Linked DNA regions of Homo sapiens: region 1 is linked to region 2. A link is a loop called in an ENCODE intact Hi-C map of the cell type or tissue named here. Cell type or tissue: dorsolateral prefrontal cortex. All regions are shown on one strand. Links, peaks and the distances in the headings refer to the core of each region. The heading gives the core; the rest is flanking DNA.

Region 1 (5,631 bases), core at 422-5,421, 420 kb before region 2:
AATATGTTCAGAAACAAGGGGAGATGGTGTTAATTACACAAACATCACATTAGCAAAGCCCCGACGTCCTAACTCGGCGATGCTTTTCGGAGAAATGGAATTGGGATGACAGCGGCCTAGACGCCAAAAAGCCATCACGGCCAGACCTCTCGACAGATCTCATTTTGTCGCGCCGTCTGGCCGCCAGCCCGCGGGGAAACGGGTCTGCCTGAGGATAGGCATCCTCCATACCTGGCAAGCAGCAAGCGGCACGTTAGCTGTTCCTGGGCCGCGTCCCCGCTCTCCGTCGCGAGCAGCGGCCCCAGAGCCTCCCTTTTAGGCCACTCAGACGGCAACGCCGGGACGCTGGACCGCCAGGGCTCCAGGCACGCGGGCGCTTCCCCCTCCGCCTCTCCGCTAGCTGGACTCTGCGCCGCCGTGGGAAAGCGCGCGCGCGCTGGGGAATGAGCGTGGCCCCTGCAGGTCGGGGCGTAGCGACCCCGCTCACGCCAGGTCCTTGTCCAAGATGTTGCGCTTCTCGCGAGGCCCGATTTCTCCGTAGATCAACTAGGGGGATGGGGTAGCATCAGGCGAAAATTTCTTTCTCTCCGAATCCGGAGTCCTCTTGAGACTTTCCCAAGCCATTGCCACTATCTGATACGGAATGGGAAAGTGCAGGGTCTCCGTCCCGTACTTGGTGCACAACTCAGCACATAGCAGGTGGATGACAAAGGTTAGTGAAATGAAAAAAAAAAAAAAAAAATGAGGGCGTTGAAGAGATGAAAAGAGAACATAGAAATTCTGCGCACCAAATTCCACGGCTTTCCACTCTCTTAAAAGAAAATGATAAATAAAAAGAAAAACAAAGAAATAAATAAAAGAGTGGAAAAGGAACCGCTGAGTGCTGCCTTCGAATTTAAAATTTTCTCCAGGATGCTCTACCCAACCCCCTGCCATCCTGCGCCCCCTGTGGTTGGGGCGATAGCTTTGCTTGGTCACGCTGGAAGTGCCTGGAGGTCCACTGATTTTCCAGGCACCCTTTCCCGAGAAGCGCTGCCTTGCCTGGTGGACCCGAATGGAATTGTGGAGACATGGAAAAACTCAAACAGCATTGCATACTGATAACGATTTTAAGATTACTTTATTGGCCCCGGCTTCCTGCAGGTCACCTCGCCTCTGTACAGGTGAGCGCTGTGCCTCTGCAGTCACAAAAGGAAGTGGAAAGGGCAACAGGCCCAGTGGGAGGGCAGGCCTGGACGTAGGGGGCCGAGTTCCCCGAGTTGCTCCGCAGGGGTGGGGGTTTGGCAGTCTGCGGAGCTGAGCGCGTGAGGAGAGTTGTGGGGATGGGCAAAGACGGGTGTAGGAGGGGGGTGAGAGGCAAAGAGGCTGACAGCGATGGCTCAGCAAAGCCCGCTGGAAATGGGACCCAGTGCATGGGCAGAGCCTTCCTTCCTCCGGGAAAATGGCAACTTTCGGGTGGTGAGGTCAGCGAGTAAAAGCAGAAGGCAAAGGTTGTCAAATTCCTTGGAGTTGCTGCGCACATAGGGAAAAGAGAGCTGGTGATTAACACCTGAATACTCTGTGGGTGGAAGGAAACTGAGCGCCAACGTGTGGGCCGAGGGGACTCCCAGTGTATTTTCCAAGTACAGCTCAGCCAACCAAGTGAATTGAATGCGGAAACTTTTTTAAAAGTACCCCCGCACCCTCCCAAAAAAGAGCAACACCAAACTACGATAGAATACAGTTGTACAGCCCGCAGGAGACTTTATGGTACCTCGAGGACCTTGTTTTCCCATACCTCGCAGCTCCTAGCAACCTTTCTTTAGAGACCATCGACTAAGTTATTACAATCTACACCCACCAGCCTAGGGTCTTCAGCTGCTTCTGTGACCTGTAAGAAAGAGTACTTCCGCTGGAGACGGTGCTACGCGTTGGCGGAGTGGGGCTGGGGTTCCTACTGAATGCTCCAGGAACTGGAAGGTGCTGTCTCTACCACCCCGTTGAAATGATGGTGACCTTTCTGACCTTTTTTTTTTTTTTTTTTTACAAGGGATGGTTCTACAATAGACCTAAGCCTATGATTTTTTGATCAAGGCTCTCGATCAGCGGCCTAAATACACAATCTTGGCTAGAAGCCAGAGTAAACAGACAAGGGGTGTTCTCAAGGGAAAAGATAGAAATGACTGCTTTAAGAAACGCAAACTGTTGCGGGTTTGTTTTTGGTTTTGTTTGTCTGTTGAAAATCAAGGCGTCTCCGAGAGTCCCCAGGATAAGTTGTTCTCACTTCCTAAAAGCCAGACCCCGAGCTGGGCTTGGCTACACTTGAGAAACCTGAAAGGCGAACGCTAGGCCACAGCCGGAGGGCAACCTTTGCTGACCCTATTGTCAGGCTTCAGCGGGCCCAGGCGAGCCCAAATACCGCCCACCCCACCCCACTCTCCGACTCTCCGTCCCCCAAGCGACACAGACACACATCGGCCCCAAACCACCCAGCACGCAGAGGACACCCTTCTTCTTCTTCTCCTTCTTTTCTTTTCTTTTTTTTTTTTTTTTTTGAGACGGAGTCTCTCGCTCTTGTCGCCCTGGCTGGAGTGCAGTGGCGCAATCTCGGCTCACTGCAACCTCCGCCTCCCGGGTTCAAGGGATTCTCCTGCCTCAGCCTCCTGAGTAGCTGGGATTACAGGCGCACGCCACCAAGCCAGGCTAATTTTTGTACTTTTAGTAGAGACGGGGTTTCGCCATGTAGGCCAGTCTGGTCTCGAGCTCCTGACCTTAGGTAATCCACCCGCCTCGGCCTCCCAAAGTGCTGGTATTACAGGCTTGAGCCACCGCGCCCGGCTGAGGGCACCTCTTCTAATAAGTTGGGTCCTAATCATGCCAGGGACCTTGAAAAAGGTCCCCTATGAGCAGTTACTGAAGAGGAATCAATGCAGATACCTCCGCGCGAGTCGTGGGACAGCTCCTTTCCTGCTCTTTCCACCAGTAGCTCTAAGGCACAATTGCTGAGTGTTCTTTGCAGATATAAGGCACTTGGGACACCTGATGTCGGCCAAGCCTAGAAATAGGAAGAAGGCAGAGCAGGGGTGCCCTATGTACCCAAAGCCCATTGGGCCAGTCACGCTAGAGTCTTGGTCCCGGAGTTTTGCTATAACCCGCCCTCTAAGGATAGGCATCACATCTGCTCCGCCGCAAATCCGCTTGGTCTCTTTCGAAGGTTGGGGCGACCTCCAAGCCCCGCAGGGCGAAGCGGCAAGAGGCTACGCTGGGTGAAGTTTCCAACCGAAGCCAACAAACGGCGCTATTGTCGCGCCCTGGGTTCTGGGAGCCCCAGGGCTGGCTCCAGTCGGAGGGAGCGGGAGCTCTCTAGGAAGGGCGGGGGAATGGGGAGGAGGCCTTGGTCGGGTTCCCAGCGCCAGATCCGGAGCTCTGTGAACCGCCCAAGGGCACTTGGAGGCTGGAGAGGGCGAGAGAGCTGCTGAGCGCGCTCTCTTCTCCTGAAGAGGTTGAAGGATCGGTCCTGGTTCCCACTGCGTTCCTCTGCTTTCCTCGCTGGGTGCAGGGTGCGCGTCGGAGACACTGGAGTTGGGGCTCCGCCAGCTGCCCTGCCTTCCCGCAGCCCCAGCCGGAACCGAGGCCTCCTGCGCTGTGGTACCTGTCGCGACACCTCTCCCGACCCTTAGCGAAGGTTGCGCCGCTGGGCTGGTGGCTAAGCCTGCGCTGCAGGTGGGCTAAGAACTGATTTATTTCCAGCCTTCCCCCATCTCCCCACGCCCGCAATGGTAACCTTGCTTGTCTATTGAAATGATAGCTTGTATTTAGAAAGTGTCCTGGCAAGAGTTTCCAAGGAAATCTGGCGTGGCTCTTACTTGAGAATGTGCAGATCACCCCAGAACCACCAGATACGGAGATTTTATGTATCTACCCCCCGAGAGGGAGCTGGCCTCAGCGAGAAGCCGGGAGAATTGGGAGAGTGTGCCTGGTCCTGGCAAAAGACTGCTGTAAATCTGGCAGGAGGATGTAGGGCAAAAATGAGCTCACCTAAGCCTCGGGCTAAGTGTGATCAAATGTCAGACAGCTGGGAGCAGTGACTAGTTTCCCCTGGTAATCTGCTGCGGGGAGGGTGTCGGCCCAGCACCGTATCCCCTGCCTTGGGAAATATGCAGCCCAGGCGCTGTCACTGCAACGTTTACTTGGGTCCTAAAACTTGGAAAGAAACCTGACATCTGTGAAGCTACTGGACGCCAGGCCGCGCGTCGGTTGGGTAGTTTCCTAAAACGCGCTTCACTTAGCAACAGCCTCCAGGGCCCAGAAAAGCCCAGAGAGGGCATGCGGGAAAGACGGCAGGAGGGCAGAGATATTGCACATTGGCTTCTGTAGGAGAGGATGGATTTGCCTAAGAAAGTTTGACCTTGTCGGCCACTTCGCCAAGAAAACAGGTGCAGGTAGGGATTGCCTAATCATTATGTTTTCTGAGACGTACTTATCAGCTCACGTTCGCTACGCGCGCGCGCGCGCGCGCGCACACACACACACACACACACACACACACACACACTGTATCTACACACAGAAGCCTTCCAGAGAGTTTACTTACATTTAAAACCCTAAATCCGTATACCCATCCAGTTGACTGCAGCCCTTGGCTGCAGAATACTCAGATCAAGTGGAACACAAACTTAAGGGGCAAGTTTCCAGACCCCAAACTTCCGAGAGATGATGCCGACTGGGAGCCGGGATTCTTTTGCCAGAGGTCCGCCTGGCCGAGAGGGGGCTGGCCTGCCCTGAGCCTCCACTCCCCCCCTGACCCCACTAACAAGCCGAAGAGGCGTACTTTTTAATTCGTGGAGAGAAAGGGGGAAGAGCCCAGCATGCAGAAGTCCCGGGATCGCCTGGTCTTGCATTAACGCTAAGACGCTAGAAACCTGGGATTCCCCCATGCGCCCCCCACCCACTTAAGATTATGCTTTCCGTTTAGTTCCCCACCTTTCCACGGGGCTAGGGATGATGGGGGGGCGAGACCCCACACCGTATGGACACCTTATTTTAGTTTCTGCCAAATCTGCCGGGATGGCTTCTCATTCCCACTCGCTACCTCGGGCTGCTCCGAGAGTTTCAAACGCTGTGCCACTCGCTTCAGCTGGCAGTGGCGATTATCGGGGTTTCCTCTCCCCGCAGCCAGAGTTCCCGCGCCGCTAGTCTTTGGCAGATAACCCAACAAGCAAGTGAATGTCCCGCTCCGAATCTCAGGAAGTCTCTAAAACAATAAAAGAGACGGACGGAATCCGTTAGCAGAGCCTGCTCCCGGGGGAGGCGGCGAGGCTGCGCGCCCAGAGTAGCGCTCAGCGGTCCCGGCAGGTGCGGGGGCAGTGGAGGGGGCCCGGCGGTTCGCCCGGAGGACGGCCTCGGCTCCGCTCCGGCCAACGTTCCCCCCTCCAAGAAACTTTTCTTTCACTCTGAGAGGCTCCGTGTTGCCATGAAAACGGATTTTCCAAGGGGCCCGACCCTCCCCCTCAGGGGCATCGGACTGGAAAAACCGAAATGGCCACAGAGCAGAGACAAAAAGGGGCCGCTAAGCGGGGGCCAGGATCGAGAGAGCGGAGGCCAGTTCACCCCCTACGTCCCACACATACTTTCCACACCACCTTGTGCGAG
Region 2 (5,631 bases), core at 198-5,197:
ACCCCCACTTCAATAATCATACTCCCACCTCCCCTCCCCTCCCCAACCCCCCAGATCCCCACCTGCTCTACCTCCTTCATCGCCTCCACACCACCCCACCCCACCCTACCCCAACCTCATTTAAAACCACTTTAGCCTTTTAGGTGCCCTAGGACCTTGGCTTCCAATTTTTTTCTACTTTACACCCTCCTCCTCATATTTTTTCAGGCCAGAGGTGGTAGATGTTTCATTACCCCTAATTGCAAAGTGCATCCTTCAGGCAACTTCAGGAACTCCAAGGTTGCCCTAGTATCCAGATTGGTGACCCTGAGTGCTCATGAGCTCAACACACTTACACAAGATCTGTGATATTTAGGCAAGTTTCTAATGTGAAACAGTAATTTCCAGTTCAAACACAGAGATTCTACTTGCTGATTTTAAAGCTGATCTACTTTTCTGCTTTTTCTAAAATAAAATGATTTTAATGTTTTATTGATTTTTATTTATAGAGAAGGGAGAACCTTTATTGAGTATTTTATGTGCCAAGATTGTGCTGGACACTTGAAATATAAATTTCACCTGATCCTCACAACCACCTTAGGAGACACACAGTTCCATTTTACAGATGAAAAACTGAGGTCAATAGACATTAAGTAACTTGTTCAAAATCATGCAGCTAATTTATAGAGCTAGGATTCTGCTGTTGGTCCTTTTAAAACGAAGTTCACACTCTTTTGGTTATACCATGCTGTACCCTTAATTAAAACCCAGAAGTTCAAAAGGCTGGGCACGGTGGCTCACGCCTGTAATCCCAGCACTTTGGGAGGCCAAGGTGGGCGGATCACAAGGTCAGGAGTTCGAGACCAGCCTGGCCAACATAGTGAAACCCCGTCTCTACTAAAAACACAAAAAATTAGCCGGGCGTGGTGGCAGGCACCTGCAATCCCAGCTTCTCGGGAGGCTGAGGCAGGAGAATCCCTTGAACCCGGGAGGCGGAGGTTGCAGTGAGCCGAGATCACGCCATTGCACTCCAGCCCGGGCAACAGTGCGAGGCTCTGTCTTAAAAAAAAAAAAAAAAGAAAAAAAAAAAAAAACCCAGAAGTTCATTCTGACTACTTGGTCTTCCACTTCAAAACAGAGATCATAAAAAAGATGTAACCTCAGAAAAAGGAATTTTTACATTCCTAAAAAAAAAGAGCACCACTGGGCCACCATCTCATCAGGGTCTCAGTTGATGGTTTAGTTTTCCCCAAAAAAGCACTGAATTGACTCAATATTAAGTAATACCTGCGTAACCACCACAGCACCTCTTTGCAGCATCACATAATCACCAAAATCAACAATTTTTCAAAATTAAAAAAATCACAGCCTAATATGTATTACTTGCAGTTTCTTTCTAGAAATTAGGTGCATGGTATAGTGAGGTAAAAATGGAAGACTCCAGATTTCACAAAGATGTCAAGTTTTACATTTTGATACAATGCAATTGAATTGGCAAAGACCATTAAAGCCAACAATTATCAAAGAAAAAAGTATTCTATAACCAAGTAAACACCTGCTATGACTTCCCTTTAAGAATAAATAAGGTCACATTTATTCATTCAATGAACATTTATTGAGCACCTGGAACTGTGCTAGGTGCTGAGGAATATAACTGTGAACAAGATAAATCAGACTCCTGCCTTGACCAGATACGTTTGCTTTAAATGATCCTGCTAACTACTACATATTTGTTCTCTGCTAGGATTATATTTTTTGGAAAGTCAGAGTCATATGAAGCCTCTTCTGGAATACTTTTAAAGTTTCTTTATGGCAAAATTGTTAGAAATCTTTGTTTAACTTAGAGAAGGGAAGAAAAATGGTCTCCAGTAACCTTTAGACAAGCATGTCGACGGTTGAGTTCACTCTCAAGCAATATGGCGGCAGGCAACCAATGAGGCAGTTTAGACCATTCGGTTGCGCTTTTGGATTGGGGAGTCTGTGATGCCATCACTGCATTGGGCCGAGGTGCGCTTGCGGATCCCCCCACTGTCCAGGTGGAGGGCCAGTTCCTCTGAGTCGAAGGGATTCAAGTCGTCCTCCAAGAAGCTAGTTTTTCGGCGCCCACTGCTGGCGACACCGCTGTCTTGAGGCGAGTCGCCCGATCGCATGCTGATGCCGGCCATAGCACCACTGAGGCCATGCAGGGCGATCGCCTCCTGGAAGGGCTGCAGGTCGACGTCCACCGATGAGCTGGACTCAGTTGCCACAGCCTGGCTGGTGACCCCAGTGGGTGGCTTCGGGGGTGTCCTAGGAGTGCGAGGTGGAGGAGGAGCGGGGGGCACTTTGCCACACAGGAAGCTAATCAAGTCTTCGCGACGAATGGTGCTCCGGCCCTTTTTCACCCACTCCAGCACATCTTTGATGCGACGCTGGTGGCCAACCTGGACACCCAAGTCAAAACTTCGTTGGTGGGCATCCCCGCTCTCTTTGTAGAGGCTGGTCACGGCCATGGCCGCATTCTGGAAGGGGTCCCACATGGAAAGTCCTTGCTGTTGGCACCCAGAATCCTTGTAAAGCTGAGCAACGGCGGTGGCCGAGATCTGGAAGAGGTGCCACAGCTTCTGCTTCTCGCTCTTGAGCCCTGCCAACTCTGCAGCCGCCTCCTCCTGCAGCTCGGGGGGCAGCTGCTCCTCCTGCTCGGCCTCAGCCAGGCACTGGCGCTCCCACTTGGAAAACCAGTGCTCCGCGACCTCGGCCTCGCCCTCCTTCTGCTGCTCCTCCATCCTCCTCTTCAGGCCGCGCACCTCCACCACCGCCTCCTCCTCCGCCGCCGCCGCTGCTGCCTACTCTTGGTCCTCCACCTCCTCACCTCCTGCTCCGAGCTCCCCGCCTCCTTCTGCGGCCGCCGCCTCCTTCGCGTGCGCCGCCCTGCGGGCGGGCGGGCGCGCGGGCGGCGGGGCCCTGAGGCCAACTGCTACAGCGCTAGTCGCCCGCGGCCCTGGTGCACGCCCCGCCCCGCCCGCCGGCTCAGCCACCCGCAACGGCGTGGATGCTGCCTTCGCGGCCGCGGAGATAACCCCGCAGCCGCCGGCGCCGCCGCGATGCCCCCTTCCGGCCCCACGGTCCGCTCCTACGGCCCCCCCATGGCGCCGCGGCCTCCCAGCCGCCGCCGCCGCCGCCGCCTCGGTCGCCGCCGCCGCTGCGGCCCCGCAGCTCGGTCCCAGCCCCCGCTTGCGCCGCGGCTGCAGCACCGATAACTCGGAGCGGGGCTGGCAGGAGCGCTGCCTCAACGCGGCGCCTGCCTACCTCTTAGCCCCCTTTTCACACATTTTTGGGACTTGTCGGCTTCATCCAATGAGCTGATCAAATTTTACATCCTATGTTGCCAGAGAGGATTATGGGGCAACTTCATGGTGTCGATCACATCCAGGGCGCCGATCCGGGGAGGCCGGGGGAATAAAAGTGGAAAGAGCGCGGCCCTCGTGGGTAGGCAGGCAGTCTGGACCCTAGCAATGTCCTCCCCACACTAGGTGCCCGAGAAAAGTGTTTTCCGTGGACGAAAGTAGTATTTTGTAGAAGAAAAAAAATCACAGGGAAAGTGCCTGCCTCGTCTTCTTGGGCCTCAGTTTCCCCAAGTGCCCGTTGAAGTTGTTAAACTAGGTCTCCGGAAAGTGCTCCAGTCCTGATTGAGAACTTTCCTGCTGTCCCTGCAAAGCACTACTTCGGGGTTAGTTTCATACTTATCAAATTACAAGAGTAACGGTCAGAAATGGTATTGATCCCCCCTTCATTCTTGCAAAGGTTTTTGTCATTAAGAAAAATGGGGTGGAGAGTGGATTCTGTGTGGACTACTCTCAACTATTGAAAATCCCAAGATGAAGGAGCAAGGGGAAAGAAAAAAGGAAATAAAAATGAATGCTCAAACACGAGATTTTCTGTTCTAATATAAAGTTCAGTCCCTTTTAGGAAAAAAAAGGAAAAAAAAAAACTAATTTCCAAAACCCTAAAAATTCTAGCTAGTTAAAACATCATAATAATACCAAAATTAAGCTAAAACGGTATGGAACACTAACGTCATTTCCTTGGGTTCAATAACAAATCCCTTGTAATAATGCAATGTTTTTTCAGTGCAGACAATTCCAGAGCAAACTGTGTTAAAAACAAACAAACAAAAAAAAAATCACTGAGCTAAAAATAACATCAAAAGTTGGAGGAACTAACGTAATCATTTTTAAGATTTAGAGAAAAAAGTTAGAATTTTGCAGTTTTTGTTGTGGAATAATTGCTAAGTATCCAGAAAGCCTTACAGACATAAATAAAGCTAACTCTTCTAGCAAAATATGTCTAATAATTCCCAAGAATGAAAATTAGTACATAAAATAAAATTATCATTAAGTTTTATCATCTCCCTTAAAAGAAATACATGTTTCTAAGTTAAATTTAGAAGAGAAGAAGAGTGAATTGTGCCCTTTCTCTGCAAACCGGGCTTTTTCACGATTCATTAAACCCTTTTTCCATATGTGTAATTGGACTCTTCTCATTTACATAAACGAAGGATGAGGCAAAAGACCTAAGATCAGCCTAAGAGGAGAGATACGTTTCTCATTCTTTTATGTTAAAAAATATATATTGTGGAAGAAACCAAGAAGGCAGACCCTACTTCATCCCCCACCCCTCACCAGACCTGAAATATTAATACTTCATGGCCAAGGAGTAAGCAGGTTTGCAGAGCTTTGAGGGTTGCCCTACATCTGGTGCATCACAGTCATTATCACAGGCACATGTTTTTGTTTTATTTTCTCTAAGTAAAAAGCTTAGACCAAAGTGACTGACAGTAGGACAGCATATCCTACTTTCTCCTCTCATTTTTGACTGGGTTAAAAACCAAGAAGAAAGACTGCTCTGTCTTTTAAAGAGCACAACACTCTGCTTGGGCTTGAGTTGTCTGGCTGGTATCCTCCATTCAGTTGGTTTCAGCACCTGATTAATTAGTTAATTAGTACTTAGAGCTGACCAGCCCTGGTCGGCAATTTTCATGCCCTGCATGGTGAAATGTTGAATCCCACATTGAAATTTCTGTGTCGCACACCCTAATTATTATCACCCCACTACTTTTTAAACCATTGCGCCAAATTATTATTATAGACAGAGCCGGACAACTGTGTGAGAATATGTTCTTTCTGAGAAATAATGGTAGACAATATTTTTCACTGTTGTCCTTAACACATTTAAATAAAACAATTGAGTAGGGGAAATTCTAATTCAATTAGCCTCCAACTCCTTCTACTGAGAAAATGATTTTATATGAGAGATGTTAGAAAAAAATCACACCAGAAATTTTAGTAATGTTTTATCAGTTCTCAGGATGCCAGAGAGTGTGTTTATAAGATATCCTATCTGACATTAGTTTTCTTCCTATATAATTCTAAAATGTCCGGATTATTTTTAAAATAATAGGAAACAGATACTAAACAAAAAGACCATTTTCTTACTTGCTCTAAGGAAATGATGCTATCTGTGTATGTGTGTGAGGGAGAACTTTTGATGTTTAAAAAAAAAACTGACATGGTTTAGGAGTAAGTTTTCTGCGGGAAAAAAAATATTTCTTTGCCACTGCCTCATTCTTCCATAAGTTTGGTGTCTTGGCTAAGGTTAAATATCAAGTAGGGA

Evidence for each region. Hi-C counts contacts between places; a loop is a spot of excess contacts. Peaks named below come from ENCODE experiments on the same cell type or tissue, not always from the same donor. Only the 100,000 strongest peaks of a DNase experiment are listed, where the experiment ranks them.
Region 1: a loop joins it to region 2, with 3 times the contacts of the local background. A loop is called at or near these places in 1 of 110 quality-filtered maps.

The regions. Positions count from the first base shown.
Region 1 is chrX:140,505,848-140,511,478 of GRCh38, reverse strand. No RefSeq gene overlaps it. Among named protein-coding and RNA genes, the nearest start is that of SOX3, 3.6 kb to the right of the region's middle. In dorsolateral prefrontal cortex, for the core only: a CTCF peak has its summit at 3,302; no DNase peak of the experiment used is centred there; H3K4me3 peaks cover 1,642 bases; H3K27me3 peaks cover 5,000 bases.
Region 2 is chrX:140,088,856-140,094,486 of GRCh38, reverse strand. HAPSTR2 (HUWE1 associated protein modifying stress responses 2) reads right to left here and starts at 2,809. Exons shown (of 1, transcript NM_001271560.3): 1 at 1,576-2,809. The coding sequence starts at 2,744. The coding sequence ends at 1,923. RefSeq lists enhancers at 1,652-2,623, 5,101-5,631 and a silencer at 2,860-2,929. In dorsolateral prefrontal cortex, for the core only: no CTCF peak of the experiment used is centred there; a DNase peak (open chromatin) is centred at 2,756; H3K4me3 peaks cover 1,402 bases; H3K27ac peaks cover 361 bases; H3K27me3 peaks cover 3,647 bases.